Linked DNA regions of Homo sapiens: region 1 is linked to region 2. The links are chromatin loops, found by intact Hi-C in ENCODE. Cell type or tissue: HepG2. All regions are shown on one strand. Each heading gives the region's core, and the rest is flanking DNA. Links, peaks and the distances in the headings are about the cores only. Region 1 overlaps LOC107985978 (a long non-coding RNA gene). Region 2 has its middle 540 kb from the start of CPS1-IT1.

Region 1 (2,822 bases), core at 294-2,793, 100 kb before region 2:
TGTTTCGTACACTATATACATTTGTTATTTTTTTAACCACAATATTCTTGTATTTATACATGCACACATAACATATGTAGTTTTACCAAATACATCGATTTTTTTTTACAAGACAAAGTAAATGTCCTTTATATCACTCATAGATTTTTTGACTAAAAATTCTGTCAAATTCTGGGAACTCCCTGAAGCCAGTGGTCTGATAGAAACAAGAGTTATTATTATAAGACTTACATTTCATTTAATTTTTGTCAGTTGAGAGAGCCATAGCCATGGGTCCTTAAATTCCTTTTCCTTTGTATATATTCTATATGCCTTTCTTACTCTAAAGAATCTGTTATTAACCCATATTAACCTGTGATTTTTATACTATGATATTTGAGACTGATGAAACAACATTTAAGTTTATGTGCTGTCTCATATCAGCTATAAACTGCATAATTTAAAGACACCTGAACAGGTTTATGTTTTTATAAAGCTCTTGAAAAGATATTCACTTTAAAAAAATGCATTATGCTTGTATAAATTTCTATGCCCCTATATCTGTTAAATGCAATCAGATCAATCTTATTTCTTTGTGTCTCCAGCACAGTGCACAAAACTGAATATTCTGACTTTTAGAAAATTTGCCAAGTCCAAATATTTTTATATATAATTAAAATTAGTTAACTGCTGAGGTTATATTTTTTAAAAGTCTAGTATTTTATCAAGATACTTCCAATTCAGTGCCTGTCATAATTTATTACCAAAGCAACCCAGGAAATAAATGTCCTCATAAAATTAATAATTATGATTTTACATTCATTATAGTGAATAATGATATCTCTTCACTTTTTCTTTTGATCATAGTTGTTAATTTCCCCACAAATTTCCACTTATTTTGTATTATTTCATATTTACCTATATGAAATGGAATGGTCAGAGCATGGGTAGTGAAATTGAAACCAAAATTACATTCTATAGTTCTATTTGGTGAGTGGTGGGTTGGTGAGAGGGAGGAGGAGGGGGAGGGGCAGTGATACTCTATCTGCTTCAGTTATTTATCTTAAAGCTATTTCTGTATATTTAACTTTATGGTCAAATGATCTATTACATTTTATCTGTACAGAATATTGGAACTTTTTAAATTTTAAAAGTACTAGAGAGATTTTTCACAATAGAATACCAAGTTTCTATGAAATAAAAGTTTAAAGTTTCATACATCAGGAAGCAGGAGACATAATTATATCTATCAGAAGATTATCTTTGCTAATCTTTTTTTTTTTTTTGTCATGGGCTGAGCATTTTTCCCTTAATCAGGACTGGAGTACAGTATTTGAACTAGGTATCTTCTCATATGCAGTAAACATCCAGGTAATAGCATCAGTCTAAATAAGATAGATTATGGGGCAGTAATAAAGTATCATGAAATCTCAGTAACATTACGTTTCACTTCTTACTCATACTTCATGTCCACTGCAGCCCAGCAGAGGGACCCCACGCATCATAGCGCCTCTGGGATCCAGAGAAATAGAGCATCCACCATCTTGAACATTGTCAGATGAATAGGAATCTCTGGAGCGTACCATCCTAAAAATTACATGCACTAACGTAGAAATAAAACATGCCATTATGTTCACAACTCATTGGCCAGAAGTAGTCACATGAGGGGTGCTTTGCTTACCCCTAATCACATGGGGACAGGTAAATACAATCCCGGCATGAAATGCTGTGGTGAAGAGCCAGAAATACGCAGTGGAGCACATAATGACTGTCTTGGTTTTCATGACCAAGAACTCTAAGGAGCAGAAAAATGTATTTCTTTTTCATATGTGTCTCTTTCCTTGTGTACCCTGAAACAGCAGACACTGATAGCTGGTGGGAGAAGAGGCCTGGGAGTAAAGGACTCTCTGCAGCTTGCCTTAGGGTTTATTTATTCATGCCAGCATTGAAGCATCCAGATAATACACCAGAATGAATATGATACATGAACAGTTTCCTTTAGTCTCTTACTATTGGTTACCAAGAGCTTCATGTCCCTTCATTGCCCTTTTCCCCATTTCTAGCTACAGCTCAGCCTTTCAATTGTGCAGTGGTATTAGATATTACAGAATGTTAAGGAAAATGACAGTATTACAATATTCAAGGGAATGGTTTTACATTTATCTACTAAATACGACTTTTCTCAGCCTAGTCCAAGTGAAAAGTGCCCATTGAACAGTGTTATAATAGTAAATGTTTAACAAATAGGTTTCCAAATAAACCCAGATTTGTAAGGGTTGGTGTAAGTACGCTCACCATGACCAATTTTATTCTACGGATGTGCTATCACTAAATACAGAATTGGGAAAAGATGTGCGCAATGGGCTTTTTGGCCAGCTAATAGGAGTCAGCTCCAGCATGACACTGAGAGAAATAACTTTCATCATCTTTCTTGGTACATAGCTCAGTTTCCGAAATTACTCTCCATTTTTCATCTCTATCTGCACACCCACAAACACATACATACACGTAAACACACACCTCACTAGGGCAAAATCTAATTCTTAAACACAGCATGGAAACTTTCAATAAGAAACAGAAACCTTATCTTAATTGTTTCATTATGTTTAAAGCTATCTCTTAAACAATTTACATTAGTATTTTACATCATTATAGCAAGAACAGTTACTTTCCCATGATCACTCTCAACTTACCTCCCCCGTTCAGATCTCTTCGGAAAAAGAAAAATATTTGACTCCAAACCATATGTGTCTTTATGGCTACTCTTTTTGCTACATACATATCCAGCTAAAGCTTTGATGGCAGTTTTTGTAAATATACGTGTAACGTAGGTGTTGAGATGG
Region 2 (2,822 bases), core at 38-2,537:
ACACTATTTTGTTTGTTATATTTGCAATAAACATATGTCTGGAAGCACGCAAGGATGACTTCAAATAATCTCACCGCTCTCATGAACAACTGATTATTGTGGAAATACTTGTCCTTCTGAGTTTAGGCCACTGAGTATCTTTCTCTACATCCATGAGAAGTGTGTCCAGCACCACCTTTCATGCCCAACTAAAAGTCACAATGGATGATTTCAATATTTGTTCTAGACAAATTGCATTTAATCAATGTGTACTTCACTCTTTTCCTTCATTTCCTTTTTTGTGGAATCTGATGCCCAATATTATTAACCTAATTTATCAACTGGCTACTTTCTAGGCTTTGGGATCTGGCTCTGTTTCTTAACTTCTGTACTTATCTAAGCCCTGTATCATTGAGTCTTTGGAAATGATGCCCTTGTTTGGAATAACTTTAGGACCCAGAGATGACTCATCTGAACTGAGGTTTAAGAAAAACTGAAAATATAAAAGGACAATAATCTTGACCAGGACTACTAAAACAGAAATATTAACCTAGATACACATTGCTTAAGTTGTATCAAAATATTAAGAACAAATTGGTAGTTACTTCTAGAACTACACTCTAGTTATATGTATATATTTTAAAAACAGAGTACTATGTTTATATTTTATCATAGTTAATAAATTATATATAGTAACCATAGAGTATAAGCTTAATATTTTCACCTAAATTTTAGTTTTGCTTAAAGAGTCACTGGTTATAAAGGTCACATTTTGTTATTTCAAAGGAGAGTTACTAGAACAGGAAGTTACAACAAACATTTGCCTTGGTGATTCCATTTTCTTCATCAGAAAATACAAATTAAGTATATTTCTTAACTATCTTAAAAATAAAGATCCTGAATAAAAATTATATTGTGTATTGGGATGAGCAAAATGCAAAGGAGATTTAAACCCCTAAAGTTCCAACATGTGGAAAAGAGTACATTGTTACAGCTTCCTTTCAAAGACTTGGTAATTTCTAGTGAAGGTACCACACACTTCTAAGGCTAATACTGAAGCAGTACATTCTCTATCGCCCCCTGGCGGCAACTACTTTGATTGACAGTACCTCTGTCATGGAGGCTATTAAACCTTTCGGATGTCACTCCTATCATCCAAAAAGTCCACTTCTTGGTCCGTGTTCTCTTACATGTATATTTAGGAACATATATTCAAGGATGCTCATTGCAATAATTATAATGTCAGAAATCACCATTGAGGGCAATTTATAAACATCAGTAGACATAAGAAAAAAGAAAGATTTTGATGGGGGCAATTATGTTGCATACATTTTGATTGGAAACTGGAACATTAGTTATAAAGTTCTGCTATCAAGAACTACTAGAAATGAAGGATGCCTGGCTGGCCCGCTGCTTCAGGGAAGGCTTTACACATGGTGTTGTTACAATCTGATCTCCAGCCTTTAGGTATGGAACCTGAGGACCTCAAGCTGTCAGCCCTCTTAGATGTGATTTTGCTCAGAAGAACTGATTCTCAGTGGCTAATATCACAAAAGAAAGGGATAGATAAACAAGAATGCTGATTTATATACTCACAATGACAGAGACATCTAACTGGATAACTAGCACCTGCCATTTCCCCAGATTCTCCCTCCTTAAGCAAATCAACCTAAGGCAACCAAATAAGAGATTAGAAGGTTAGTCTGTGTGCACTGGGTTAGAACAAAGGGTCATATATTTAGAGATATTTCAATATATGACTCAGAACTAGTTGAGCTTACTTTTTCCTGCTTAAAAGATATTGTCACCCAAGTAATTGATAATAGTTTTTAAAGTTAGCCATCTTTTCCCTTTTCTGAACTAAAGAAATATTTTCGTATTGTATTTGTTTTTTAAAAACAACAAAATACAAAGCCATGCAGATAACTTCTCTCCTTCTCTTACTACTTAAAGTTACTGTATATTTATATACGTGATATATGTGAAATTATTCAGCTTTTTCTTTAGCACGGGGTGGGGGGATACCGTTGGCTTCAGGATATACTCTCAACAATTTGACTATGCTTTGGAGTGCTCTGTAGGCCCATTCAAGCTTCATTTAAAAACTTATATTCCCAGCCATAATAGACTTTGACAAGACAAAAACACCTGTTCTGACTTTCAAAAAATATGCCATTCAGGGAAAAGAAGAGTAAGCACGCAACATTTCTAATTTCCAATCGTAATTGAGATAGGCATTAATATACAATGGTATAGTAAAATCAAAGAGAAGAAAGCAAAACTCCAAAATAGCTGATCTTTGGAAAAAGATTTCTGGAGAATAAAGAATTTGAATTGATCTGAAGAAAGAGTAGGAATAAGTTCTTTGACTGCCAAAAGAAATGTACAGTTAAGATAATGTACAAGCGTACACCTTCCTGATTTATGAGAAACTCTGGTTTTCTTGATTAGAACTTAGAAACAGCCTACTCTTGGTAGCCTCTCAATTCTAAACCTTTTAAGCAAACCCCGTTTGTTGAGATGATGAATGCCGTCTTTCATATTCACTAATTTTAATATCAGAGAAGAATTTTTTTCAGCTTCATGGAACAATTTTGAAGATTTACCTGATTTGGAGTTTTAGTCTATAGTGGAATCATCATAACTAGAACAGCCCATATCTGAATCTCACTGGTTAATTGGGGATTTGATATAATTTGAATTCTTAGTTTATTGCCCTATCAAAGCAAATCCTGTATAGTTGGTAACATTGGCCTTCAGGCTATGAAAACTAGAAAAAACCATCATTGATTTATTCAGTGTTGAGTGTGCATATTTGAAATTTTAATAAAAGTGCCACGTTT

The links. Peaks named below come from ENCODE experiments on the same cell type or tissue, not always from the same donor. Only the 100,000 strongest peaks of a DNase experiment are listed, where the experiment ranks them.
Region 1: it touches region 2 in a loop (10-fold over the local background); 2 of 110 quality-filtered maps call a loop at or near these places.

Annotation. Positions count from the first base shown.
Region 1 is chr2:211,054,163-211,056,984 of GRCh38, forward strand. All of the region lies in intron 2 of LOC107985978 (a long non-coding RNA gene), which reads left to right. Among named protein-coding and RNA genes, the nearest start is that of CPS1-IT1, 440 kb to the left of the region's middle. In HepG2, for the core only: a CTCF peak has its summit at 1,472 (motif pointing right); no DNase peak of the experiment used is centred there.
Region 2 is chr2:211,156,986-211,159,807 of GRCh38, forward strand. No RefSeq gene overlaps it. Among named protein-coding and RNA genes, the nearest start is that of CPS1-IT1, 540 kb to the left of the region's middle. In HepG2, for the core only: a CTCF peak has its summit at 1,061 (motif pointing left); a DNase peak (open chromatin) is centred at 1,066.